Regions from separate parts of the Homo sapiens genome. Here region 2 is linked to region 1. A link is a loop called in an ENCODE intact Hi-C map of the cell type or tissue named here. Cell type or tissue: B cell. All regions are shown on one strand. Each heading gives the region's core, and the rest is flanking DNA. Links, peaks and the distances in the headings are about the cores only. Region 1 overlaps SLC12A6 (solute carrier family 12 member 6). Region 2 overlaps SLC12A6 (solute carrier family 12 member 6).

Region 1 (13,709 bases), core at 4,020-12,019:
AACATTTCAAAATCACTACTAAACTGCTGTCCAGAAAGTTTGTACTAAATTTTACTCCCACTGGAAATATAAGAAGATTCAAGTCTTGTGGCACATGCACACTCCACACCAGTCTTCTGTATTAAAAAAAATTAAGGTCACTTCTAATTTGATGGGTGAAACATAGCATCAGTTTAATTACTCGTTTTAACAATTTTTATTAAGTATCACACACAAAAAGTAGTGTGCAAGGCTGGGTGCGGTGGCTCACGGCTGTAATCCCAGCACTTTGGGAGGCCGAGGCGGGTGGATCACGAGGTCAGGAGATCGAGACCATCCTGGCTAACACAGTGAAACCCCATCTCTACTAAAAATACAAAAAATTAGCTGGGCGTGGTGGCGGGCGCCTGTAGTCCCAGCTACTCGGGAGGCTGAGGCAGGAGAATGGCGTGAACCCGGGAGGCAGAGGTTGCAGTGAGCCGAGACTGCGCCACTGCACTCCAGCCTGGGCGACAGAGCGAGACTCCATCTAGGGGAAAAAAAAAAAGTAATGTGCAAAAAAACAACAAATGCACATCTGAAGATTTCTACAAATCCAACACCCATGCTGTAGGTGTTGACCTACTACCATGCAGGTCAAGAAACAGAACACTGCCAGTACCCAAAATTCTCTCTTATGCCCATCCCCACTCATTAGTCCTTTCTTCCTCTCCACTATCCTGACTTTTTTTTTTTTTTGAGACAGGGTCTTGCTTTGTCACCCAGGCTGGACTGTAATGCTGTGATCATGACTGACTGTAGCCTCAACCTCCTGGGTTCAAGTGATCTTTCTGCCTCAGCCTTCCCAGTAGCTAGCACTACAGGCATACGCCACCATGCCCAGCTAATTTTTTACTTTCTGTAGTGACAAAGTCTTGCTATGTTGCCTAGGCTGGTCTGGGAACTCCTGACCTCAAACAATCTTCTAGCCTCAGCCTCCCAAAGTGCTGGGATTACAGGCATGAGCCACCATACCCAGCCCTCTGACTTTGAATACTATAGAGTTTTACCGTTTTAAAACTTTATATAAATGATACACAGTACATACTTTTGTGTTTGGTTTTCTTCACTTAGCATTGCTTGTGAATTTTTTTGGGGGGAGGTGTATATTGCTATGACTTACTTTGCTGTATGGCTTCCTATTACATGAATATATAATTTAATCATTCTACTAGCGATGGACATTTGGATTATTTCCAGGTTTTGGCTATTAAGAATACTTATGAAGAGAAAATGAAGCAGGCAAAAATAAATAAATAAATAAATAAGAATAACACTACTGTGAAAATTCTTGTGAATTAGTCTTGATGCACATGTGCAAGCATTTCTGTTAGATATACCTAGAAGTGGAAATGCTGAGTCATAGGTAAGCACATGTTCAACTTTAGGAGATAATAACCAATAATTTTCCAAAATGATACTCTAATTTACACTCTCAATAATAATTTTTATATCATGGTGTAACTTACCAAAGCTCCATGAATTTCCTACTACAATGGTATAGTAATATACTATACTATATACATACATATATACACCCCCACCCACACACACACACACACACACACATATACTGTGTTATATACATATATATATTGTGCTTTTTATTTTTGTCAACAATATTTATATTGCATCTGTTAGGCTTCGAGTCCTCAAAGAGCTCAACGTGTAGGGGAGAGTAATATGAAAACAAGTAGCTGCAATATAGCATCATAAATGCTATAATATAGTATATTCAAATGGAGTTGCTGAACACAAGGTGGAGTGTTTACCTCTGTTTGGGTGAGTATGGGAAAGCTTTACAGGAGAGAAGACCCTTAGCCTAGTCTCTAAGAGGATGAATATGAGTTGGCCAGGTGGGAGTAACCTATTCTAAGCAAAGGAAATAACACAGACAAATGTGTTTATACGTGGAGACATAATAAGACATATTAAACTCTAAGTTAGGGAGCTTATGAGGGAATGGCAGGAGATAACAGTAAAAAGAGGTAGAGAGGGCCAGATTACAGTGATGGATTTTAACAGGCTTTGGCAGGCTCTGAAGCAGGGAGGTTTGTATGTTCAAATTTTGTGTTTTAGAAAAGTCATTCTGGTGGCAGTGTGGAAGAAGGATTAGAGGCTAGAACTAAAAGGGAGATTATTACAATAACATAGGCAAAAATCCTGAAGGTCTGTACAAAGTGAGTGATGTGGATAAAGAATAGAGGATACATCTGTGTAGTATGGGAAATTTTAATAAAATAATAGCGGAAAGGGCTGGGTGTGTTGGTTCATGCCTATAAGCCTAGCACTTTGAGAGGCTAAGGTGGGAGGATTGCTTGATCCCAGGAGCTTCAGACCATCCTGGACAACATAGTAAGGCCCCATCTTTACAAAAAAAATTAAAAAAAACTACTAGCTGGGTGTGGTGGTATGCACCTGTGGTCCCAGCTACTTGGGAAGCTGAGGCGGGAGGATTACTTGAGCCCAGGAGGTTGAGGCTGTAGGGAGCTGTCACTGCACCACTGCACTGTAGTCTGGGCAACAGAGCAAGACCTTGTCTCTAAATAAATAAGTAGAAAAGAAAAGAAGAGAAGAGAAAAGAACAGAATATGAAGAAAGTAAGTTTCAGGCTTTTATTTAGAATGCCAAACACAATTAGATACTTATCTCTCATAAAGGAGATGCTAGAGACACTTGAAATTTTATTTACTTGCCCTTCTTGACTTTTGGTCTCGTTTCTGAACAGTTCTTGATGGACAGGGAAGTCCTCATTATTCAGACACATTCACTGCTTTTTTGAAGGACTGTATTTAACTGTCTCATATATTCACTGAAAATACTGGCCCCTTTGGGAACTACATTCATATATTTTCTTATTGTTAGTCATGATTGATAACTCAGGTTGGGTTATTTTTTTGAGAAAGGGTCTCACTTTGTCACCCAGGCTGGAGTACGGTGGCACAATCATGGCTCACTACAGCTTTGACTTCCCAGGCTTAAGTGATCCTCCCACCTCAGTCCCCCAAGTAGCCAGGACTGTAGGTGCACACCACCACACCTGGCTAATTTTTGTGCTTTTTGTAGAGACAGGGTTTTGCCATGTTGCACAGGCTGGTCTTGAACTCCTGAGCTCATGCAATCCACCTGCCTTGGCCTCCCAAAGTGCCGGGATTACAGGCATGAGCCACGGTGCCTGGCTGTGTTGAGTCTGTAACTGTCTTGGAGCTATGTGGAATGATCAGAAGTCATGGCAGACACACACATAATTGTTACAAAGAAATTCATTACTCACTTGTCTCTGAGAACAACCCCTTCAATACATGCACCAAAAAGGACAACATTGCTTAAATCTACCATATTGAGAGTCAAGGAAACTGTTGTTTACCCTCTAACATGAGATAGAAAGTAGACACTCAGTAGACACTTTCTTCTGTCAGTAAAATGAGCTGCTAAATACTCCTATAAATTCTTTTTTGAATTTTCTATATGAGGTAGGCAGATAATCTGGCAAGAAGTGAAGTGATAGAAAGCAGGTATCTTTGTTACCAGGATAAAAATACTGATCATCTAGTTCTACTGGATGCTCCTATGACTAAGACTCAGACTGGATCCATAAAAAGGATACAAACAAAGGAGGTGGTCAGGATGGCAAGGATAGTACCAATCGGAATAGACTTCTGAGCATCTTTCAGATCTCCAGATCTGTTTGATCCAGCCATGATACCTTTAGAGATAAGGGGGAAAAAACCAAGTTAACTTCTTGGACACTTTGATATTGATACTGATAGCAAAGAGTAGAAGCAAATCTAGGAACCCTGAGAATTCTGCCTCCTGAGAAAAATCACTCCGTGGGTCTGACAGCTTCTAAAATATACAACAGCCTATGTGTTTACCTGTAACAGAGGGAAAGAAGATTCCCACCAGAAGCGTGAAGGAGGTGGTGATGTCAACAAGAACATATTCATGGTTTAAGCTGCCTAAGACATCAGAAGATTTGGCTGAAGGCTTTTCGATGATCTCTCCCTTGGGTAGGTAATTACTCCAAAGATTCTCTGCAGTGGGAAAAATGGGAATTTAAGCAGCAGCAGTATGAAAAAAAAAAGATAATTAATTTTCTACCCAAACATTCAAAATCAGGCTCCTCATTTATACAGTTTCTAAAGGTGTGTTTGCTTCTACATGAGCACATGTATACACACACATTGCACAATAAAACACACATAAATAAAAACATAGTTTTTTTTTTGTTTGTTTGTTTTTTGAGACAGAGTTTTACTCTGTCACCAGGCTGGAGTGCAGTGGCACAATCTTGGCTCACTGCAAGCTCTGCCTCCCAGGTTCACGCCATTCTCCTGCCTCAGCATCCTGAGTAGCTGGGACTACAGGCGCCTGCCACCACGCCCAGCTAATTTTTTATATTTTTAGTAGAGACGAGGTTTCACCATGTTAGCCAGGATGGTCTCGATCTCCTGACCTCATGATCCTCCCACCTAGGCCTCCCAAAGTGCTAGGATTACAGGCATAACCCACGGCGCCCAGCTAAACATAATGTTCTTTCTTATCTAATTTAAATATAATTTGACAAAATGATTTGGTACATGCAAATATAGTTTAACTTTACTAATGCAAATTAGTAAAAGTTAAACAGACTAAAACTAAATGCCCCACAAATCCCATTATTATTTGTCATCAGTGCTGTTTCTAACACCTTAATGTAAACTTACTTATGTGCAAAGAAATTTATAGACCAAACATTTATAATAGAAGACACTTAAGGAATGTTTCAGGAATTTAGCTAAGTTAGGAAGATACATGTGGATGTGGACATTAAAACAGGTCTATTCTGTCAGTGCAGGAAGAACATTGGCAATTTTACAAGAATACACGGAATATTTTACCGTAAGGTTAGAAAGTGATTTGCTCAACTCTGCTCTGAAATGGAGGTGAATTTTAGCAGACATCACTCTGTAAAGGAGTACTGAATAAGGACAGCTTTACTAATGGAAAAGCAGAAATATGGTGAATTAAGAGCTGTGTGGTGTGCTTAAGAAGGGAATTAGCACCATGGCAGTGAATCTTTATGGACAGTAGAGGAATCTAAGATGACAAGGCCTATTTTCCCCAGAAAATAGGAAAAAACTTGTCCAATAACTCCCTAACTTACCTGTAATTATACCACTAGCCAATCCAGGAATGCCCTGGATTGAAGTGACGTTATTGTGAACAAAGTATTCATCACAGGTGGCATTGAAAAATTGACTCGAGTTACAGAAGAATCCCCATAACTTTGATGGGACTGTCATGTTGTTAATTTCCTTGGTCTTAGAGCAAACGTCAATGTGTCTTGATGAAAGGGTGCGGTTACCCAGCATGCAGACCCTAAGTGAAAAGAAATAGGGAGAAAGATCAAGTAAGGAAAAAAAGTACATTAAAAAAAAAGGAAACAGGTTAGTAAAGGAAACAAGAACCCCATCTTTAAGAGCTTCTACTGTTATGGGTGGGAAAGGAACTAATGTTTATTTATTTATAATTTATTTTAACACTGTGAATGGTGACTTACATTTTCTGCCAATTTAATACTTACAGCAACCTCACAATGTATTAGAATTTCTATGTTGTGGATGGAGGCACTGAAGTTTAGGAAGACAGGGAGTTAATTGAAGGTTAGGGAAATACAGTTATCTGTCCAAGGTCATAGGTGGTGGCAGTGAAGGAAGTCAAATTGAAGAACTGTCTGAAGACATTATGCTGACTCATCTTCCAAAATTTTTGGCTAAAATTGTTAGGTCTAAAAGAATACTGAAGTCCTTTTGTTGTTCTTATAAAGTAAAAAGCACTCCTCTTTTTTTGGCCTAGAAAAGCCTAACATTCATAACAAACACCTTGAAAATGTTATGCTAAAGGTTGAATCTTCTGGCTACTGTTGCAAGGAAAACAGCTTGGTCAGAATTAAAAGGCAGATCCCTCTATGGCCTAAGAGAAAACTGTTTTTGAATTTAAGCCTAGACTCAGTGGGAGTGACGGTAAGGATAACATAAATATTAACCTGCTGGTTTTACTTTTTTCTTTAACCCAGAGACACAAATATAAACAAAGGAATAATACATCCATAGTTAAAATACCTCTCAGGTCCAACAAAGGGACTTCTAAAATTTGCAAAATGATTGAATACATTATTATGAACCATGTACCTATTACTCAGCTTCAACAACTCTCAACATTTCCCAGTCTTGTTTCATGTATTATTCTAGATTTTTTGTCTTGTTTTGCTGGAATATCTCAAAGAAAATACCATGCATTATGACCGTGTACTAATCAAAAAAGAGGAGAAGCCCCAAAGGTGAACCTGAGACAAAATGGAATTTCCCAAATTGAGATATAACCAGAATGTCACCTTTAGAAATTTTATGCCCCTAAAAAGGACCTTCAGCTGTATTACAGTCCCTAGATAAGCAGATTAAAAGTTTAAGATGGAATCTACTTCTGCCATCATGCAGCATAGCATAGAAGAAATACTGAATGGGGAGTCAGGAAATCACAGTTCATCTTCTTGCTCTGCCATTAATTAACTTTGAGGTAAGTCATTAAACCTACTGGAACTGTCTTTTTGTCTTGAAAAATCTTTTTTTCTGTAATCTGGTTAAATCAACATAGAACCGATGAGTTTGATCCTCAGATAATCCAGATGACTCTTCAAGATAATTCTGTAACAAGACTACAAATAACACTGAGTGCCAGCTAGTCCCTATGCCACTAGTCAAAGGGAAAAGTGAGCCTGTGAGTCACAGATGTGCACAAATCCATTACTACTTCAAAAAACATACTTTAAAGTATTCGCACTAGGGAGTTGAAGGAGGTGGTGAATGATGAGAGAGTACTTAATGGGTACAAAGTACATTATTTGGGTAATGGATAAAAGCCCTGACCTAGGCTGGGCGCAGTGGCTCACGCCTGTAATCCCAGCACGTCGGGAGGCCAAGGTGGGCCTTATAAAGGTTGCTGGCAATAACTACACTGTCTGCAAAGCCCTTTATGAATAGTTCAAAATGTGTATAATAAAAAAAGATTATGTACAATTATCAGGGAGAAAAAAATCTAATATCTGAACCTAAATGATGGTTACAGCTACTAGTTCTATGCTTAGGACATAAGAAAGAGGATGAACGGGACATAGTTTGCTGGTAGGCTTCCTGCCTAGATGAGGAAGGAAGTCTAACTGGGCTTATCTGAGAGGGAAAATCTCAGAGAGACTCTATGAAATTCTGACTTAAAATTATCACACCACCAGATATTTTCAATTACTACCCAATAAGGATGGCTAGGCAGAGAGACAGACACGTACGGGAAGTGTGGAGGAGCAAAAGAAGACTTGATGGCTCCAGCATAGATGGCCAAGATGGACACAATGACACAGGCCAGGAAAAGTGAGGCAAACTTGTTCACATAGCGTACGCCGATAAATACCACTAATACCATAAGGACCAAGAAAGCTGTGCCGTAGACACGCATGTTATTTAGCATGGCTGCTGATTCCTTGAGTGCGTCATCACTGTGAAAGATGGCAGCTCGGGGGACGATATAGACCTGTTAGGTAAAAATAAAGGAGAAAATTAGGTTATTTCAAAATAATTAAGTAAAAAGGCTGTATTCGTTTGCATTTACTTTCACAAAAGAAAGCAAAGCTGAGAGAGAAAATGACTGGGGAATTAGCCTAGTTTCTAATAGGATCTGAAATGCCTTCAGAAATGGGATGTCATGGATTTTTTTTTTTTTTTTGGTCTACATGCTGTTCTGAATAACTACATTTCCAAATGGAAAGAAAGGAAAGGAACAAATTATTAATTTTATTCATAGGGTTATATAAAGTAATTATAATGATGATCTTTAACCCTGACTCTACTATCACTACTTTAAATAGTAAACAATATGTCTCAGTGAAGAGAGATATGAGAAGCATTTTATTTCATAGGGATGAAGATATCAAAAAAGATAAACTTTATTTTACTTTTTCCCCATTGGACTTGAACCTCTTGGATGAGGTGGCAGAGTGGTGGCAATCAGGTAGAAAGGAAGGGACAGGCAGGCAAACAGAATTTCAACCTTTCCACCTCATATTCATGTAAGAGGCCAACTGACGTTGGCAGTCAATCACCTGATTTATTCCCACAGCTGATCTCTCAGAAGCTTTCATAGCAAAGAATAAACCTAAATCAATATTTCTTCTATATTATAGACCACAATGAAGTCATTACTTACCAGAAAGATTTCAATGGCACCAAGGATGTACATGGCTGCTGCAAATGTGGTACCAAGATAAAAGCAGAGGCCAACAGCCCCACCAAACTCTGGGCCCAGTGCCCGGGAAATCATAAAGTATGAGCCCCCAGCTAAAAGACAAAACAGAAGGTGAATAGAAGAAAGAGTGTGTATTAGCAAGAGGAATATGAATAAAACAGAAATAAGAAAAAATATATACATAAAGGTTAAATGTTTCAGGCTTCTGCAAACCCTCAATGTGATAAAAAGATGTGCTAGTGGGAAGTAAAAGGTGAAAGTGTTATTGTGGGATATACTGCACAACTAATGTAATGAGCCATATGAAGCAATAGTTTGCCAGCATTTACTTAGAAAAAAATTAGAGAATATTTACTATGACATGAGACAGCCCAATAAAATATATTCTGGCTGGGTGTGGAGGTTCACGCCTCTAATGGTAGCACTTTGGGAGGATGAGGCGAGAGGATTGCTTGAGGCCAGGAGTTTGAGACCAAACTGGGTAACATAGTAAAATGTCACCTCTGTAAAAAAAAAAAAATAGCCAGGCATAGTGGTGTACACCTCTAGTTCCAGCTACTCAGGAGGCTGAAGTGGGAAAGCAGCTTGAGCCTAGGAGTTGGAGGCTGTGTGAGCTATGATCGTGTCACTGCACTCCAGCCTGGGTGACAGAGTGAGACTCTGTCTATAAAAAAATATATATTCCAACTAATAAAAGCTAAGAATGTGACTGAAATTAATGCATTCTAGTTTAAAAAATAAAGAGATTTTAAAGACGGCATCTTAAAGTCAAGTAGTATTATGTCTACGTCCTATAGACCATTACTCTGTTGTAGCACAGAACAGACCAAATAGTATTCTATTCTTCAGAAGTTTGCACCTCTAGCTTTATAGCATAAACACAGAGTCAACACTGATAAATCCTGAAATACAACCTTGACCTACTAACCTGGCACCACTCCATTAGTGGCAATGGCACTCATGGAGATAGCAGTCAACATTGTCTGCAGAGAAAAGGAAAGGAGAGGATTGTTACTGTGTAAAGATGACATTTCTATACTACTTCTCCATTTGTGTTCCAAGAGCACTTGGCAAACATTTAACTCTACCTACTTTTATGGACAGTCATACCTAATGGTATGGAAATAAGATGATATGGTCCAATTCATTGCGCTAGTCATACCACTAATATCTGGAGGATTCTGTCAAAATGCTCCCACATCAGTAGGTCAGGTGCTATTAAGAACTGCTAATCTCACTCTGGATTTCCTAGTTACACAGGAAATAGAGCATAGTATACTCAAAAGGAAGAACTAGAGAAATAACTCAGAAAATAGGTTAGAACCTGACTAAAGACTAAATACAATATCAAGAACAATGTTCAGTAAGAAAGGGAATCACTGAAGGCTTCTGAGCACACAGGAACCGCATTTTAAAAATATTACCCGGTAGCACAGTATAGAATGCGCTGCAGATAGGAGTAGCTGGAGGCCGAGTGATTGGTTAGCAGGCTACCATAGTAGTTCAGTGAGAGGTAAAAACTATAGTGGTGGTAGTGTGAATAAAAAGGGCTGAGTGTAAAAGATTTCAGAGAATAGATTAGCGTTGGTAGCTGATTAGATGTGAAAAGCAATTAAGAAGCCAAACACAGCCTTGAGGTTTTAAGCCTGAGACTAAAAAAAGGTGGTACCATGAACATTTTAAGTTATTAAAAATATGAACTGTGCCTGCTTAACCTGTTTTGCTCATCAGCTGGGGATAATATACAGGTAGGGTATAAAGGTCATAGTGATAAAAAAGGACAGTAGAAAACTATAAAATTCATAGGTGTGTCTGGGATACATAATGAGAAGTTTAAATTAAAGGAAGATAAAAATGTTCTCAGTAGAGAGAAGACCTGGAAAGAACATCTAAATTTCTAAGGAAGGGATAAGGGAAGAAACTTCAAAACCAAATAAAAAAACCAAATACCCCTCACATCCGCAATAACCTGTCTTGTTTCTCAATATATACTGGAGTGATACATCACATTTTCTAACACATTTTCTGTCACAACTTTGGTGCTATCAAGCTCAAATAGTTTGGATTCTGAATTCTCTGAAGACAGGAACTTTATCTTCCATTTTCAGTTGAAGTCTTGCTTTGTAATTTCTAGTACATCATATAATAGATAGCAAGCAGTGACTAACAGGCACTGAATAACTGAAAATCCTTTAGATTTTAATATCAGAATAATTTCTTCTGTTGAGATCATGAGTCCTTCCCTAAGTATTCTTTGTTTTATTCCCAAAGAGGTCATGTGCATCTGCTCTTGAGAACTTGCAACGTTCAGGTGATCTCTAGGAGCCAGTGCAGTACTTACACAGCAGCAGCAGATAAGGACAATTGCAAAAGCCTGAAGAACTCCAGCTGTGCCCACCACCCATGTAAGGCGTAAAAAAAGGATCACTCCAAAAATATTTTGTAGACATGGGAGGTAGACACCCATGAAGGTACCCATTTGGGGGGTCTAGAAAGAAAGACATTGATAAAAAATCACACAGTTATCCTAAAGAGAGGTTTTTATTCTTTTATGTAATAACTTGCTCCCTAACTACCATATTAACCTCCAAGCAGAAATCATAAGTTTAATCAATACCTTCAAAAGGGCACATATAAAATCTCCATCTTTCAAGTGTTTATCACCATACTTTTATTATTCCTAAAGCTATATATTTTAACTTTACAAAGGTTCCTGCATGTGTTTATTATACATAGGCATTTGGCCACAAATAAACTTTTATGTGCACCCACAACAATTTAAAATTTTGTTTTTCAAAGCTGTTGGCTTTTTTCATTTAAAAACAATAAGGACTTGATGGAATTTCTTCAGAATTTGGCATAAATTCTTCACAGTAGTTAGTAAATAAATTAGATGGCAAAATGAAGATCTGAGGGCCGTTTTATCCCTTTTTGAAAGGGCTGAACAACCAGAATGGTAAACTGAATGTCTTATATTTTCATTTTGAGACAAACTGATGTTTGGTGTTTAAAAAACCCAACAACTTCACAACAGACAGATGGCATCAGCAGATGGGTATGGACACTCTTCTCTTGAAAAGCTATTCCCTCTCCCTGAATGCTCTTTTCCCACATAGCTCACTCCCTCCCATCAGCTAGATCTCTCCTCAAATATCACCTTGTCAGAAAGGCTTTCCCTGTCCAACCTATGTAAGTAGCAACGCCCTCCACTCTGGATCCCTTGCCAATTTCAGTCTCTCTACTCTGCTTAATTTTTTGCTCGGGAATTTATCAACACTTAATATGTTATATACTTTGGCAGTTAAAACAGCTTAAGGACTGTATCCCCACATCAGAATTTAGACTGCATCATATGTTTTCTTTGTGCTATGACGCTGGTGCCCAGAACAGTTCCAGGCACCTCTCAAGCATTTAATAAATAGCTGCTGAACACAGAATGGTGCCTTAGGTATTTCCTTCTTTCTTATATACAGGGCTCTTTCTATGTATTCCTTGTTATTCTGAGGCCTCACCTTGGTGGGCTTCTTTTTCCCTTCAGTGATGTTTTCTGCCTCTTCATGTTCCTTTGCTCCTTGAGTCAGATTAGTGTAATTGGCCATGCGGTTGAGGAGGGAAGACACCTTCGGTCTGGTGTCCATTTCTTCCTATAAAGCCAGTGACATGGAAGAAATGAGCTACAAAGAACACTGAACATAAGTATCAAAATAATCTTGCTACCAGAAAACTTCAAATTAAATGAAAAAATATTTCACAGGTAGGCCGGGTGCAGTGGCTCACACCTGTAATCCCAGCACTTTGGGAGGCCAAGGTGGCTGGATCACCTGAGGCTGGGAGTTTGAGACCAGCCTGGCCAAGATGGTGAAACCCCGTCTCTACTAAAAATACAAAAATAAGCTGGGTGTGGTGGCACGTGCCTGTAATCCCAGCTACACGGGAGGCTGAGGCGGGAGAATCAGCTTGAACCCAGGAGGCAGAAGTTGCAGTGAGCCGAGATCGCGCCACTGCGCTCCAGCCTGGGCAACAGAGGGAGACTCCATCTCAAAAAAAAAAAAAAAATTGGTACATTGAGTTGGGCATGGTGGCTCACACCTGCTAACCCAATGCTATGGGAGGGCAAGGCAGAAGGATCGCTTGAGCCCAGGCACTCAAGACCAGCCTGGGCAACAGAGTGAGACCCTGTCTCTGCAAAAAATTTAAAAATCAGCCAGGTGTGGTGACACATGCCTGTAGTCCCAGCTACTAGGGAGGCTGAGGTAGGAGGGTCCTTTGAGCCCAGGAGGTCAAGCTGTGATCGTGCCACTGCACTCCAGCCTGGGTGACAGAGCAAGACCCTGTCTCAAAAACAAACTAAAAATGGTACATTGAGAGAAGTGGCACTTGCATCATTGTCAAAGGCCAGAAAAAGGTAGTGCTGAAATAAACCAGGCTCCTTTCAACAACCTGGCCACAGCTTATGGAGCCTGGCCACAGAGTCCATGTTGTCTTATTCAGATAAGATATAGAAGTCCTCTTCATTATGTTAAGTGAAATAAGCCAGGCACAGAAAGATAAATAGCACACGATCTCACTTACATGTGGGATCTAAAAAGTAGAACTCGTAGTAATAGAATGGTGGTTACCAAAAGCTTGGGGTGTATGTAGGGGAAGGGGGAGAGGTTAGTCACAGGATACAAAGTTTCAGTTAGGCAGGAGAAATAAGTTTTTGAGATCTATTGCACAGCATAGCAACTATAGTTAACATATTGTATATTTCAAAATTGCTAAGAAAGTCAAATTCAAATATTTTCACCATGAAAATGATAAGTATACGAGGTGATATATATGCTAATTAGCTTGATTTAATCATTCCACAATGCATACAAATATCAAAATATCACATTGTAATCCATAAATATATACAGTTATTATTTGACAATTAAAAAAAAGGACATGAAGGTCCTGCTAATCTGGAAGCCTGCTTCCTACAGTGATTTTTGGAGACGGAGTCTTGCTCTGTCGCCCAGGCTGGAGTGCAGTGGCACAATCTTGGCTCACTGCAAGCTCTGCCTCCCGGGTGCATGCCATTCTCCTGCCTCAGCCTCCCGAGTAGCTGGGACCACAGGCGCCCGCCACCATGCCCGGCTAATTTTTTGTAGTTTTAGTAGAGACGGGGTTTCACCGTGTCAGCCAGGATGGTCTCGATCTCCTAACCTTGTGATCCACCCGCCTCGGCCTCCCAAAGTGCTGGGATTACAGGCGTGAGCCACCGCGCCCGGCCTTGTTTAGTTAGTTCTAAGGCAAATGATAGTCTTTCCAGACAAAGGGTGGAGAAATACACTGATTTATAGTTAGAAGAAAGATTATTCTAATAAAAACAATTAAATCACAGCTGAATTAGATTGCAAGGTAATCTATATGTCCAAGAAGTCAAACTC
Region 2 (16,759 bases), core at 3,432-11,431, 49 kb after region 1:
CCCTCATCCTGCCATTAACCCAGCTAACTGAAAGTTGGAAGCACTTTGCCAAATATCATTTTTAAAAATGTTTGTGCTAGAATATCTTTAAAATCTCTTCAAATGTTGCTAATCTCTTTTTTAACAGGCTTAGTCAGAGCCTAAGCTTGGCAACAGTATCTAACAAGATTAGCTGCTTTATTGTATCTATTTTTAATTTATACTCTATTTATGGCAAGCATGCTGGTATTTCATTTAGTGACAACGTTCCTTTTTAAAAGGAAACCATAAAAGCAGTGACTCAATTTAAGAAAAAAATTAAATAAACACAAAGATGATCCATAAAAATAGAAAGATTACAAAGGTAGTCTCTAAAAGACTGAATTTAGGGAAAATTTCCTACTATCATCACATAAAAACTGCACAGCAACCATGTGAAGAAGAATTATTCCTATATTCATAAAGAAACTAGCTCAGAGAAAGCTGAAATGATTTGCCCAAGGTGGTGTAGCCAATAAAGCCAATGGAACCATGGCAAAGCCAGGCCTCAGCTGTGGTCTTGGATCATCTCACTAGCAGGAAGCAGTGTGAGGGTCCACAGGGAGACGTGCAACATTGATCAAGGCAGTGTGAACTTGAAGGAGGATTTTTGAAAACCTTAAAAATCATGGAGGGCTCAAAATCACAGAGGAGGAATAAATACAGCACATGTCTGGAAAGATTTGCTTGGGAAGATTGGGTCATATTAGGAAAATCTTGGAAGGCAAATAGAGGAGTCTAAAGGAGATGGAAAACAACTGAAATTCTCTATGTAGAAGTCTAAAAATGAAAGCAGTATTTTAGGCAAGGAAACATGAGTACAAAAATGCAAAAAGAAATAAATGCTAGATATATTAGAGACAGGCAGGCAGACTCATTAATAGACCACGGCGGTCTGTCCATGTGCAAACATCTCTAAGGCTAACTGTCTAGGACAGCAGTAGTAGTTATTAATATTAATTCAACCAAGACTCTGAATGCCTACTATATGTCAGGTACATGCTAGGCACTATGGATATCAAAAACAGTGACCATTTGCTCTCAAGAAGTTCAGAGGGGAAAAATACACAATTATGAAACAATAAAATTATTACAGTTTAAGTACAAATACTGTGGGACTCAAGAAGGAAAGAACAAAAATAGGCCGCTCACACCTGTAATCCCAGCACTTTGGGAGGCCGAGGCAGGTGGATCACAAGGTCAGGAGTTTGAGACCAGCCTGGCCAAGATGGTGAAACCCCGTTTCTACTAAAAATACAAAAATTAGCTAGGCATGGTGGTGGGCATCTGCAATCCTGGCTACTCGGGAGGCAGAGGCAGGAGAACTGCTTGAACCCGGGAGGCGGAGGTTGCAGTGAGCTGAGATGGTGCCTCTGCACTCCAGCCTAGGCGACAGAGTGAGACTCTGTCTCAAAATAAATAAATAAATAAATAAATAAAATAAAAATAAAGCAATGGTAAGAGATGTTGTCAAGGGGATAACTGAGCTAAATCTTGAAGGATGATTAGTTCATGAAAAAGTAGAAAAATGGGTGGGGGGAAATGGAGGAGAGACATTCCAGAGATAAAATAGCAGGATTTAATATACCTAACATAAAAAAGAAGAAAAGAATCCTGTCATTCACAGAGAAAGTGGGTACACAGAAGCAGTGAGCACATGTACTTCCAACCTGATTCTTCCCCCTTCCTCCCTCAGTCTCAATATTTAGTCATCAAATCCAGTTAAATGTGGCTTCAGTATGCTTCCACACCAATCTATTCCATTGCACTGCCATCATTTAGATTCTCATCCTTTTCAGCTTAGACCAATTGCCACCAATTCTCCCATCTTCAAACAATCCTACATTTTCCTCCATACTAATAATCCTAAAATTCTGCCTTTATCAGTTTGCATCATTGCTTAAACAACAAAATAAATACTTTGAAAGCTTTCCAAGTGACACTGCCAGGAGACCCCAAACATTTTGTGAAGATCATTTTCACTTGTTTATTTGTAATCTACATCATGTGTGGGGTACTAATCTGAGTCCCTCAAAGCAAAGGGGAAGGGCTGCCTTTGTAAGCTCTACCTTTGTTCCTACTTTGAAATCTCAGGCTGGGGGATGATGGTGGGGATGATGGTGGTAGCGGAGGCTACTGGTGTAGACATTTATAAATAGATTGTGGTTTACTTATTTGGACCCATTGGCTTATAGGGTGAACTCGAAAAACTTCAGCTTGGCATTTAAGCCCCTTTATATTTTAGTTTAACCTTTTCTCAACTGTTGGGTATAAGCTGCCTTGTATTATCTTTTAATTAATCAACATATTAATTCAACAAATATTTACTAAGCATCTATAAATGTCAGATTATGTGCTAGGCACTGGAGATGCATAAAGATGAATAGAGCACAGCAGCTACCCCTAAGGGGCTTACAGCACATACGGGTAAGACAAGTGATTGCAGTGGGTGACTAAAGTACTATATTGGAGGTGTAGACATAGAGTATGGTAGCGTGTACATTACATTACATTTCCTGGAGTGATCACAGGGACCATTAAGGAAGAAGTGGTATTTGAGCTCAGTCTTAACATGAAGATTGTTTGCTAGGTAACTGAAGAACACTCCAAGAGGATGGAATAAATGTGTTAAAGCAACAGAGACATTCAAGAACATTCATTATATCTGGTGTGCAGTATGTACAAAAGAGTAATAAACAAGGAAGCTATTAAGCTGGGATGTTCTAGATCGTGTAGGTACATGTACCTGCTAAGCAGTACAGACTTTGTCAGCATGGGGAGACATTAGGGGGTTTTAAATGAGGGAGTAATAGGATGAGATTTACATATGAGAAAAATTCCTCTGGTAATTACTGTAATGGATGGCTTTAGGAGGTTAGACAAAAAATAACAATGGACTAGGATAGTAGCAGTGAAGATGGAGAGAACGGGACAAATTTGAGAATTATTTGGAAGACTAAATGAGCAAAAATCGGCGAGAAAGAAAAGGAAAGAGTGACAGAGAGATTGAATATTGTAATATATCAAGGGGGAAGGAGTCAATAAAAAAATTAGAAATCACAAGAGTTAGGAAGCAAGAAAGGTTCTAGAGCACAGGTGTATGGATCAATATTGAACGACAACAAGGAAGGTGGTAAAGGATAGGTGTCAACACAGATGCTGGTAAGAACTTATGAAGAAGAATATTAGAAATAAAGAAATACAGTTTACTCTGTGAAGTAGAAGGTTTAGCTATATGAGAATGGAGGATTGAGGTCTTAAGCATTTTAACTCTGTAAGGATTGAGAAGGGAAGCTAACTAGAATCACACAGAATGTCTAAATAGTGTCGACAGTACAACATTGTTGGAAATGATGAATTTATGGTGGTATCAGTTTTCATGGCTGTGAGATTCCCCTACTCCCCTACCCCTAGCCATAACACAGCTGCCAGGATTAAGAATGAAAGGAGGTGGCTAGGCACAGTGGCTCATGTCTGTAATCCCAGCACTTTGGGAGGCTGAGGCAAGAGGATCACTTGAGCCCAGACCAGGCTGGAAAACATAGAAGACTCTGTCTCCACACACACCCAAAAGTTTTTAATTAGCCAGTCATGGTGGTGTGTGCCTGTAGTCCCAGCTACTTGGGAGGCTGAGGCACGAGGACTGCCTGAACCTGGGAGACAGACATTGCAGTGAGTGAGCTGAGACGCACCACTGCACTCTGGCCTGGGAGACAGAGTGACTCCGTCTCAAAAAAAAAAAAAAAAAAAAAAGAATGAGAGGAGCAGGTTTGGGGGCATGAGGGGCAGGGGTCCTATCTGCCCATTATAAGCATTTTGAGACAAGAATTTTGTTTTAACGTTGCTGTGACAATTACAACTTCATGTAATACAGACAGAGCTTCATGTAACATTTATAAAATGTTCAACATTTTTGTTTTTTTGAGAAGGAGTTTCACTCTTGTTGTCCAGGCTGGAGTGCAATGGCGCGATCTCGGCTCACTGCAACCTCCGCCTCCCAGGTTCAAGCGATTCTCCTGTCTCAGCCTCCTGAATAGCTGGGATTAGAGGCATGCACCACCACACCTGGCTAATTTTGTCTTTTTTAGTAGAGACAGGGTTTCACCATGTCGGTCAGGCTGGTCTTGAACTCCTGACCTCAGGTGAGGTCAGGGATTACAGGTGTGAGCCACCAGGCCCGGCCTCAACATGTTTGTTAACTGACTCATGTTGAAGTGATTTCAAAGACAAATACCAAGAGACCAAAATTCAGGATTAGTTTTAATAAAGGCTGATGATGGAAACAAAGAAACAAAGTCCTCATCAAAACATAAGAGCTGAAGACAGAAGGATGAACTTTCCTAAAAGCCAATGGAAAGAGAAAGCACCTGAGACCAAGGGCTCAGAATGCTAGAGAAGGAAACAGAGGGAAAAAAATTATTGACACTATGACTGTAATGCTGTCATTCCAATTTTTCCCAACAAGTCTAGATACTAGAAGGAAGAAAATGGTAATTAAGGTAGAAAGTAGTGAAAATGTAGGGCCAAACATGCCTATGGAGCAGAACACACAACACATGAATCCTGAAGAAATTGTATGTGAATTTACTTAGCAATCGTCTCTTTGATCCATCTGACTTATTTTAAAGAAAAGACAGCCAGACAAGGCTGGGCGTGGTGGCTCACGCCTGTAATCCCAGTGCTTTGGGAGGCCAAGGTGGGCGGATCACCTGAGGTCAGGAGTTCGAGACCAGCCTGCAGATCTGCCACTAATACTGGGTACTCATCAACAATGTCCTTCAAAATCCAGTACATATGCTAAGAATAAGTATTAGATTAACAGAGGCTCTTAAGCAAACCAGTGCTATTTAGTGGAGTGTCCCAAGCAAGAGAAATGTTAAGACCACTTTTTGTTTGAGCTCAGATTTGTATAAAGAAAATGCAAATGAGGTAAACTGTGTTCTGAATACATTAGATTAAGTTGTGTTGAAATTCTTCCAAATATGTGGAGATAAATCCACTAGAAGTTGAAGAACTCAGCAGTGATGAAGATAGTTATACTTCTAATTCACAGCCTATAACTTATACAACCTATGGTTGTAATTTTCTTCTCAGCCTATAACACTGAGAAGATGGTGAGAGTAATACCAGACAGTAGATTTAATAAAGGCCAAAGTATAATATAAAGAGAGTTTATTGGGCCAAATCCACAAACTGGTCAGTCAAGAAAAGTATAAATGATACAAGAGGACTGTACCTACACAGTTAAAAAAGAAGAAAAAAAACTTACTAAGAAATAACAAAGGAGGATGGATCTTGAGGCTGTTGCAAATATTACTGAAGAAAATTATGTATAAAGAAGATTATGGGCTAGCCAGGTGTGGTGGCTCATGCCTGCAATCCTGACACTTTGGGAGGCCGAGGCGGGTGGATCACTTGAGGTCAGGAGTTTGAGACCAGCCTGTCCAACATGGTGAAACCCCATTTCTACAAAAATACAAAAATTAGCCAGGTGTGGTGGCGGGAGCCTGTAATCCCAGCTACTCGGGAGGCTGAGGTAAAAGAATTGCTTGAACCCAGGAGGCGGAGGTTGCAGTAAGCTGAGATTGTGCCACTGCACTCCAGCCTGGGTGACACAGTGGCTCATGCCTATAATCTTGGCACTTCCGGAGGTGGAGGTGGGATGATTGCTTGGGCCTAGGAGTTCAAGACCAGCCTGGGCAACACAGGGAGATTTGTCTCTACAAAAAAATTAAAAATTAGCCTGGCGTAGTAGTGGATGTCTATAGTCCCAGCTACTTGGGAGGCTGAGGTGAGAGGATTGCTTGAGCCCAGGAGGCTGAGGCTGCAATGAGCCATAATCATGACACTGCACTTCAGCCTGGGTGACAGACGGGAGAAGGGAGACCCTGTCTCAAAAAAAAAAAAAAAAAAAAAAAGATTATGTCATTCTTTGGTCTTGTGGATGATCCAAATTATTTTTCATGCACTGTGGAAACATATTTCACATTTTCATTTTAAAGATGGTTTTGGAAAAATAAACATGACCATAAGAGACTATCTTCTTAACAAGAAGGGGAGAAAATTGGCCTAAACAACAAATTAGGAACTAAGGAGTTAAAAGGGGAATTAGGGGGACTAAGAGACTACTGTGAACATTTCCAATATTTTAAGAGCCTATATTGATTTCATGTTACAGTCAAAGGTTAACTGCTTAATGTAGGCTGAACATAACATTTCCTAAAGTTTTAAACCCAGACATTAAACTAGAAACTATTATTATATATACTGTATTCTGGAATTTTTTAAAAACATTGTTTTTAGTGTGTATACTTTGAATAGTAAATGTGTCATGATCTTCAATAATTTAGAAAATATAAATGGAATCATATATAAACTTTTGAGACTGCCTTTTTTTCATTGAGCCTAATGCCTTGCAGATTCATGCAAGCTGCTGTGTATTATCAACACTAGTTCCTCTTTAAAAAAAATACATTTTGAAACATAAACTACAGACCTGCCATGGTTTGAATATATCCTCCCAAAAGCATCTGTTGGAAACTTAATCCCCAATGCAACATCACTGGGAGGTGGGGGACTAATTAGAGGTAATTAGGCCATTAGGTAATTAAGCCACCCTCAACAATGGATTAATGTCATTATCAAGAGAGTTTGTAACAAAATAGGGAGTTTGGTCCCCTTCTCTCTCACTCCCTCTTACCCTCTCTGCCCTCTGCCATGGGAAGATGCAGCAAGAAGGCCCTCAGCAGATGCTGGCACCTTGGTCTTGGACTTTCCAGCCTCCAGAACCACGAGTCAATAAATTTCAATTCATTATAAATTACCCAGTCTGTGGTATTGTTATAGCAGCATGAAACATACTAAGACAACACCATATAATTCACTCAAAGTGTTCAGTGTTTCTTAATATAGTCACACTGTTGTGTAGCTGTCACCACAATCTAATTTTACATTTTTGTCTCCCCACTAAAAGAAACCCTCTACCCATCAGCAGGCTAATCCCCATCTCACTCTCCCCAACCCTATCCAGACTAAACGACCATTAATCTAACTTCTGCCTCTATAAATTTACCTATTCTGGACATTTCCTACGAATGGAATCATACAGTATGTGTTTGGGGTTTTTTGCAACTAGATTCCTTAACTTGCATTTTCAAGCTTCACACATGTTATAGCAGGAATCAGTACTTTGTTTTTATTGCCAAATAATATTCCATTATATGGCTATATCACATTTTATCTATTCATTTGTCAGCTGGAGGACATTTGGGCTGTTACTTCTTTATTAGCTATTATTTATAATGCTGCTATAAACATTCCTGTACAAGTTTTTGTGTGGAAATACACTTAATTACTGGGACATATGGTAATTCTATGTTTAACTTTTTAAGAAACTGTCAAATTGTTTTCCAAAGTAGTTGTACTATTTTACATTGTCACTAGTAGCAGATGAGAGTTTCAATACTTCACATCCTTTCCAACACTTGATATCTGTCTTTTTGTTTATAGCCATCCCAGTGAGTGTGAAAAAACTGTACCTCATTTTGGTTTTGATGTGTATTTCTTTAATAACTAATGATGTTGAGCATCTTTTCATGTACATATTGGTGCTTTTTCCTCTCCTCACCTTAATTGGAAAGCTGTTACTTCCTTTTGTTCCCACAGTTTTGAGGTTCTGCCCTGACTTACTTATCACATTGTAAATATTATTGTTCTCTGAACTATGCATCCTTTGGTTAAAAACCTTACTTAGCATTTACATAATACATTCCCAAAGAGTCTGTCATTTTCCATTATTTCTATCCCTTTCATCATGTGATCTCTGTTCTAGGTCACTTGTTATTTGGCTAAAACCCCTTCTTGAATTTTCTCAGAGGAGTTAAGTGGGTATTATATCCTTGAAATTTTTGTATAGTTGTAACATGTTTCCCCTCATAGGGGAGAAATATCTTCAAGGGAAATAGGGATTTGGGATTGTGAAATCCCCAATCTGTAAATACTCTTCTACCATCTCCTAGTTTCCAGTGTTGTGAATTAGAATTCTGATTCCAGTCTGTTACTTGATAGGTGCAACCTGTTCTATCTGGAAGCCTCCAAGGTGAATCCTTGGAGCTCAAAAATTTTACAAGGATATCCCTATGTATGTGTTTTTCATCACTGATCTCCCCCAGAACTTCATTCTGCACACTGAAGTCTTTAGCTCAGGAAATAATTTTATGTTGTTTAATTATTCCTTCTCCATTTGTTCCTTTTTCTTCTTCTGGAACTTGTATTAGCCATGTTAGGTGTCCTGAATCGATCCAATAGGTCTCTTTTTTAAAAGTTTTTTTTTTTTGTATTTTTTTTTTGGCTCCATGCTTTGAAATATTTATTTTACTTGATCTTCCAGGTCAATAATTGTTCATACTCATTCATTCCTTTATTCAATAATTATGTTTCGGGCGCCTACTATGTGTAAGACAGTGTTCTAGGTATTAGAGTTGACAACAGATTAGCAGTGAATACAAGACAAAAAAGTTCCTGTTCTCCTGGTGCTTACACTCTAGCAGAGATAGTTTTAAAAAAAATAAGTGTGTGAGGATAAATGGAGTCAGGTGATAATAATTATTTAGGTGGAAAAATCACATTTTTTGTTCCATAAAGTCTTAAATGTGGCCCATTATTATTTTCATGTTCAAGTTTCTCTCTCCTCCAGCATTTTTTTTTTTTTTTTAAAGATGGAGTCTCGCTCTGTCACCCAGGCTAAAGGGAGTGGCGCGATCTCGGCTCACTGCAACCTCTGCCTCCTGGGTTCAAGTGATTCTCCTGCTTCAACCTCCTGAGTAACTGGGACTACAGGCGCCCACCACCGCGCCCGGCTAATTTTTTGTATCTTTTTTTAGTAGAGATGGGGTTTCCCCATGTTAGCCAGGATGGTCTCGATCTCCTGACCTCGTGATCCGCCCGCCTCGGCCTACCAAAGTGCTGGGATTACAGGCGTGAGCCACCGTGCCCAGCCTCCTCCAGCATTTCTATTTAGCTAACTCAATATATTGTTTATTCTAAGTGGTTTTTCTCTTTCAGGTTGCCTGGCTTCCCCAGATGGGTTGTTTATCTTTGTCACCTCATGGGGGATGAGATTTAGTTGTTGGAGGACCACAAGCGGTAGCAGTCTCAAGAAAATGGAAAGGCAAAGCAGTCTCTACCCCTGTGGGTAGGCAGTGCTGCAGCAGGCAAGCCACCAGCCCTTGTGGAGGCCCAGGAGGAAGCCTCCCTGCTCTCAGGTCTCCTTACATATGCCAGCCACAGGGATGGGAAGATCTCAGACCCATGGCTCTTTCCTTTTCTCCTTCCCTCCAGGAATTCATGGATATCTACCAAACCAAGTTCTTTCCTGGATTTGCCATTCTTATGCTTATCCTGAGATTTTCCAGGCTCTTGTCTAGAGGAAAAGTCCTGTACCAACTCTCCCTGACAGAGTTCTCACACAGCCCATGGCCTCAATTGCACCAACTGTTCATCAGATCCAGGAGCCACTTCACTCAAGATTGACAGATACAGGCTGGAAGCAGGAATGGAGGGATAGTGAGATATTCAAGTAGCCACCTTCCCAGAACTCACTCTGAAAAGTCAGTCCTGTTTACAGACTAATCCTAAAAGCATTAAAATCTTGGCATGTAAGTCAAAAATTTAAAGTGCCACTGTAAAGTCCAAACATCTGTGGACTGCATTGTTTTCAACTACTGCCCTAAGTATTAAGTTCTGAAGAAAAAATTTAAGAAATAAGGAAGATCTTAATGGAAGTCAAAATTAAAGGAAACTGATTAGATGGACTCTGAAAATAATTGTTATATAAAAGCAGTCAGACCAAAAGGAGTACATACTGTATGATTACATTTATATAAAATTCTAGGAAATGCAAACTAATTTGGTGACAGAAAAAGAGAACAGTGGTTGCCTAGGGACCAAGGAATTAGGTGAGTGGGGCATAAAGGGCACAAAGAAACTTCTGGGGGTGACGAAAATGTTCACTATCTTCATTATAATTATTTCATGGGCATATAAATGTCAAAATTCATCAACAAAATATACACCTTAAAGATGTACAGTTAACTTTATGTCAACTGCACCTCGATAAAAAAATACCGATGGGGAAAAACATTTGGAATTTATTTCCCAAAGGGATTGACATCCCTAAATATAAAGCATATCTAAAAAATAAAGAAGAATACCTACAGGTAACAGACATGAACAGGAAGTTCACTAAACTTTTCCGAATTTGAAATTTCCACAATAAAAAATAAAATATGTAATTTTCAGAAAAATATTAAAACACTATGTCTCACCCTCAATACAGGTGAAGAGATAAAATATAATTACAGTGTTACTGCAAGAATATTTGACTGCTGATAAATACCAATTATTTTTCTTTGTTTTTTACATTTTTCTTTTATTTTTAAAATTGAAGATGAGGTCTCACTATGTTCTCAGGCTGGTCTCAAACTCCTGGTCTACAGCCTCCATCTCTCAAAGTGTTGGGATTATAGGCATGAGTCACCATGTCCACCCATTAATACCAATTAATGATATAATCAAAGTTGGAGTAGAAGATTAGGAAAGTCATCTTGGAGGAAATAAGTATGAACTTGGTCTTGAAGTAATGAAACTGAATGTGGGTATATGTAATTTTTTTTACTGTAGGCAGGAAACAGCAGAAGAGAAGAAAGTTGAGATGAAGAAAAAAATATGAACGAAGGCAATGAAGTAAGGGGAAGATGGAGACAACTTTTAGGGCTTTTACTATAGGTTCACTGTTTCTAATATAACCATCAGAATCTTCTGTCACAAAAGGTTACATGTTGATGGAAAGAATACAGGAAAATAAATGAGATCTAATTTACCATATGAGGCTTTAGAATTTATTAAAATCATTTGTTATTTATGTACCATATTTAATCTTTGCCATGTCTATATTCTACCTATATTAGTATTTTTCTCTAGAAAGAATTTAGTTTTTACTCAGCTTCATTTCCATGAAAATGAAATATAATTTTTCTTAATATATTAAAAATATCTTACCTACCTTCAGTGATATTAAAATTCAATTATTTCACTTGCTCCATATGCCCATTTTTTTCCATCACTAACCCTTAGTCTTTAAGCATGCAGATCTAAATTTCCATTAGTTAGACTGGTACAAGTCTCCTGCGAATTGTTAAGTCTCTTATTTCTATCTCGCTGATAATTGCATCTTCCTAGAAATGTGAGGAGTGGAGAGCTACTAAAGACTGTTGGATTAAGGGTTGGGCACGGTGGCTCATGCCTGTAATCCCAGCACTTTGGGAGACTGAGGTGGGTGGATCACTTGAGGTCAGGAGTTTAAGACCAGCCTGGCCAACATGGTGAAACCCTGTCTCTACTAAGAATATGAAAATTAGCCGGGCATGGTGGTGCATGTCTGTAATCCCAGCTACTCTGGAGTCTGAGACAGGAGAATTGCCTGAACCTGGGAGGCGGAGGTTGCAGTGAGCCGAGACCACTCCACTGCACTTCAGCCTGAGCAAGGAAGCCAGACACTGTCCACCTGACAAAAAAAAAAAAAAAAAAAAAACAAACCAGATTGTTGGATTAAGTCAAGTTCAGATTTCTCAATTTTTAGTGCCATTTGAAAGAATATTCTACATTTGTAAATACTCTATGCGAAATAAAAAAGCAATCCAAAACAAAACGGTAGAAGAAGCAGTTAACTTTCAATTAATTTTGTTAAATCCATGAAGATAATAGAGCTTAAGAAGAACTAGTAACTACTGAAAAAACAGAGCAGCCTAGTTCAGAAAACACAAATAATTACATATATGTTTAAAGTAGAAACAGCGTGGTGTGGCGAAAAATAATGGCTTTAGAGCTACACAGCCCTTATTTTGAATTCCAAATCTGTCACTTAAATAATCTTCCTAATTTTTTGGCACCTCACTTTCCTCATTTTTAACATGGTGATAATGGTTACCTGTCCTGATTGTTGTGAGGATTAAATAAGCCACAAACCAGTGCCTGGTTTGAACACTGGCTCTGCTACTCACCATGCTCAACAATGGTAGTTGGTATTTTTACTGAAATGTTGATGACATTTTCTGGGTAAAATTGTTTCCTCTTTCAGCCTGGCCAAAGCAAGAAATTCTCGATTCTTTAAATTTACCAGCTTATAATCAATTTGTTAACCTATGCCATATGTCTAAATTCAGCCCGAAATTTAAAAATCTTTTGAATATTTTATAATACACTAAAATTACACTTAATATATTTTTATATTCCTAAATATTGCTTTGACTATAGAATTTAAAAATTAAGCAATATGCATATTTTATAGCAATTTTTATCTTTATAGAATTAAATCAGTTGAAATCTGGTGTATCTCTTGTGGGGCAAAAGTAGCAGACAGTTGACAGAAGGTTGGTATACTAAGCTAGAAAAATTTTGGAAGTGAGAGATTCTAAAAAGCCGATGATAACAGTGCTCAAATAAGAAATCAAAGTGTCTGAGATTGTAATATGAGAAAGAAGGGTCACAATCTAAACAAAGTTTTAAAATGTAAAAATCTGAAAGGAATCAAATTTGTATTCTTATATTAAGGTCTTAGATATAGTAAACAGAATTGGGAAGATATTTCAGAGAGGTATTAGTCTTTCTGACAATGGCTGGATACTGCGGGTTGGGGAAGGAGGCAGGAAAACATGCCTCACAGAGCCAACTTAAAAAAAGGATAAAGCTTTGATCCTGAGATTTTAAAGCGTGCAGATCTAAATTTCCGTTAGTTAGGCTGGTAAAAGCCTCCCATGAATTGTTAAAAGGACTAGAAAATAAAAGGCTTTTCAATCACTATAGAAAAGATTTTTATTGACACAGAGAAGCTCTTTAGTTGTCTATTTCAATCTATTTTAATGTTAGTGAATAAAAAGAGATAATCTTTTTTTTTTTTTGAGACAGGGTCTCACTTTCTCACTTTGTTGCCCAGGATAGAGTGCAGTGGCATGATAACGGATTACTGCAGCCTCCACCTCCTGGGTTCAAGCAATCCTCCCACCTCAGCCTTCCGAGTAGCTGGGACTACAGGCACACAACACCACGCCCAGCTAGTGTGTGTGTGTGTGTGTGTGTGTGTGTGTGTGTCCCTGTGTCCAGGCTAGTGTTGAACTCCTGGGCTCAAGTGTGTGTGTGTGTGTGTCCCCGTGTCCAGGCTGGTGTTGAACTCCTGGGCTCAAGTGTGTGTGTGTGTGTGTGTGTGTGTCCCCGTGTCCAGGCTGGTGTTGAACTCCTGGGCTCAAGTGTGTGTGTGTGTCCCTGTGTCCAGGCTGGTGTTGAACTCCTGGGCTCAAGTGTGTGTGTGTGTGTGTGTGTGTCCCCGTGTCCAGGCTGGTGTTGAACTCCTGGGCTCAAGTGTGTGTGTGTGTGTGTGTATGTATGTGTGTGTCCCCGTGGCCAGGCTAGTGTTGAACTCCTGGGCTCAACTGTGTGTGTGTGTGTGTGTGTGTATGTGTGTGTGTGTGTGTGTGTCCCCGTGTCCAGGCTGGTGTTGAACTCCTGGGCTCAAGTGTGTGTGTGTGTGTGTGTGTGTGTGTGTGTGTGTGTGTCCCCGTGTCCAGGCTGGTGTTGAACTCCTGGGCTCAAGAGTGTGTGTGTGTGTGTGTGTGTGTCCCCGTGTCCAGGCTGGTGTTGAACTCCTGGGCTCAAGTGTGTGTGTGTGTGTGTGTGTGTGTGTGTGTGTGTGTGTGTGTGTGTGTCCCGTGTCCAGGCTGGTGTTGAACTCCTGGGCTCAAGTGATCTGCCCACCTTGGCCACCCACAGTGCTGGCATTACAGGTATGAGCCACCAAGCCCAGCCAAATCACCTTTTTTAGAACATAAGCTTTCATGGGTAACAATTATTTAGTTAATAGTCTAACATCCTGTGGATTCTCAATAAAATTTAAACCTCATTTAATAGAAATTTGTCTCATAGTTTGCTCTCCTACCATTTGTATTACTTGTGAGTTACTGTTTGGAGATGCTCTTCAATACCAGTACAGGTTCCTCTCTCTATTGTGCTATAGGTCCATTTCTAAAAATTTCCTTAGAACCTTATTTTAAAGGAGAGAAAATCTTCTAAATGGCAATCTGTGTCCAGTGAAGGCAAGTTTATCAATTCAAATCTGCCTAATCCATAGGCAATATAAGATTTGAGGAGCAGGGGAGAAAATCTCGAACAATTATTTCACAAAAATACTAACCATAATATTTATTTTTATTTTTTAATACATATATTTTTAGGCTAGCCAAGTGAAGCAGTGGAAATAAATATTTAAATAAATGAATGAATGGAAATTCATATCTGATTAAGTAAATGCAATAATCAGTAAAACTTTGTTATATTGGTCCTATTTTTAAAAATCACAGTTTCGATAATGCTCACATCAAAATCTGTGGCTCAGGCACATTAAGATATAAAGTAATCTCTTCTTATTAGTAAAAAGCTAGGATTTGGCATCATGGTATAGTGGAGAGCACAAAGAATTTATAAGTTGAACATTGGCTCTGCTACTCACCATGTGGCCTGAGGCAAGTCACTTATTCACCAGCCTCAGATTATCACTAAAAAGGCAATAACCACCCACTATCCCACAGAGTGGAGAAAGGATGAAATTAATAACACTTCCATAAATGGCCTCAATCTACCTCTCTCCCTCATCTCTTATCTCTTTACCACATGCCCAATGTGCTAACTGCCCTAAACTTTTATTTCCCATGTGCTATACCCTGCTCTCATTCCTTTGTATTGTTCTTTTTATCATTGCCTCTAAACCTTCCTGCAAGAATTGTGTCCCTTCCTCTGAGATACCTGTCCAGGGTCCCGTCCAGTTAATATTATTATTCTATCATCTGTTATCCAAATCTGTTTCTTTTTCTTATTAGACCACTAAAAGTAGTTCTTATTTTTGAGTGCTGTCACATATGTATTAAGTGCTTTATAGATGGTACATAATCCCATGTAATCCTCACAACCACCCTGTAAAGCAGGTGCTGTTATTCTCTGTTTTATCAGTGAAGGAAAGTAGTCCTTGAGAAGTTAAACAGCTTGGCAAAAGTCACTCAAGTAATAATTAATAACAAATTATCACTACTAATAATTAGTAGGACTGGGATTTAAAGTGAAGTCTCTGACTCTCATTCTGCTGCCTTTGGTGGGGATCCTCCCGTACATCCTATACTTCTGTAGCCTTAGGAAAAAAGTAAGTACAATACCTGACATATTTATACTGAACATGTGTTTGGTGAATAAAAAAGGCAGGGAGCATGTCTTACTCACTGAGTTGCTTATTATGTGCCATATTTTTACCTTAGGACCTGGAGATACGAAAATGATCTGACGAAGTCCTCAAGGAGTTTATAATCAGTGTACCAGGGGAGAGAATCAAGTAAACAGATTATTATAATACAGTGTGTGGTTAAGTACTGTTTCTGAGCACACGCTGCTGAGAAAACAGAATGGGTAGGAAGAAAACAGTCAAGAAAGACGTAAGGAAAGTCCGAGTTTCTGCTTTTCCCTTCGAAACCCAGGGTTTTGAAATTAAGCAGGGTTCTAATATACAGGCATACCTTGTTTTATTGTGCTGTGCTTTATGGTGCTTCACAGATACTTTGGGGTTTTTTGTTTGTTTACAAATTTAAAGTCTGTGGCAACCCTATGTCAAGCAAGTCTTTTTAGTGCTGTTTTTCCAATAGCATGTGCTCACTTCATGTCTGTCGCATTTTGGTAATTCTTACAATATTTCTAACTTTTTCATTATAACTATACTTGTTTATGATGATCTGTGCTATTGAAATTGCTGTTACTATTGAAATTGTTTTGGGGCACCATGAACTGTGCCCACAGAAGACTTAATCCATAAATGTTGTGTGTGTTCTGACCACTCCATCAACCAGCTGCTTCCTTTTCCCTCTCCCTCTCCTCTGGCCTCCCTATTCACTGAGACACAACAATACTGAAATTAGGCCAGTTAATAAACCCACATTGGCCTCTAAGTTTTCAAGTGAAAAGATGTTGGACATCTCTCACTTTCAATCAAAAGCTTGAAATGATTAAGCTCAGTGAGAAAGGCATGTTAAAAGCCGCCAGGCCAAAAGCTATGTCTCTTGCACTAAAGAGCAAGTTGTGAATGCAAAGGAACAGTTCTTGAAGGAAATTAAAAGTGCTATTCCAGTGAACACATAAATGTTAAGAAAGCTAAACAACCTTATTGCTGATATGAAGAAGGTTTTAGTGATCTGGATAGAAGATCAAACCAGCCACAACATTCCAATATGCAAAAACCTAATCCAGAACAAGACCCTAACTCTCTTCAATTCTATGAAGGCCAAGAGAGTTGATGGGGGTGCAAAATAAAAGTTTGAAGCTAACAGAAGTTGGTTCATGAGGTTTAAGGAAAGAAGACATCTCCAAAACATAAAAATGCAAGGTAAAGCAGCAAGTGCTTTTACAGAAGCTATAGCAAGTTATCCAGAAGATTGAGCTACGATCAATGATGAAGGTGGCTTCATTAAACAACACACTTTCACTGGAGAGGAAGCAGTCTTATGTTGGAAGAAGATGCCATCTAGGACCTTCATAGCTAGAAAGGACAAGACAATGCCTCGCTTCAAAGGACAGGTTGCCTCTCTTGTTAGGGGCTAATGCAGCTGGTGACTTTAAGTTAAAGTCAATGCTCATTTACTGTTCTGAAAATCCTAAG

Evidence for each region. A loop is a pair of places that touch in the nucleus more often than their neighbours do. Peaks named below come from ENCODE experiments on the same cell type or tissue, not always from the same donor. Only the 100,000 strongest peaks of a DNase experiment are listed, where the experiment ranks them.
Region 2: a loop joins it to region 1, with 2.1 times the contacts of the local background. A loop is called at or near these places in 6 of 110 quality-filtered maps.

Annotation. Positions count from the first base shown.
Region 1 is chr15:34,247,006-34,260,714 of GRCh38, forward strand. SLC12A6 (solute carrier family 12 member 6) reads right to left here. Exons shown (of 26, transcript NM_001365088.1): 5 at 11,808-11,939; 6 at 10,637-10,783; 7 at 9,224-9,278; 8 at 8,257-8,387; 9 at 7,343-7,584; 10 at 5,165-5,379; 11 at 3,894-4,052; 12 at 3,626-3,724; 13 at 3,293-3,350. Among named protein-coding and RNA genes, the nearest start is that of EMC4, 29 kb to the left of the region's middle. RefSeq lists a silencer at 10,509-10,709. In B cell, for the core only: no CTCF peak of the experiment used is centred there; no DNase peak of the experiment used is centred there.
Region 2 is chr15:34,297,045-34,313,803 of GRCh38, forward strand. All of the region lies in intron 2 of SLC12A6 (solute carrier family 12 member 6), which reads right to left. Among named protein-coding and RNA genes, the nearest start is that of SLC12A6, 32 kb to the right of the region's middle. In B cell, for the core only: no CTCF peak of the experiment used is centred there; no DNase peak of the experiment used is centred there; H3K27ac peaks cover 1,686 bases.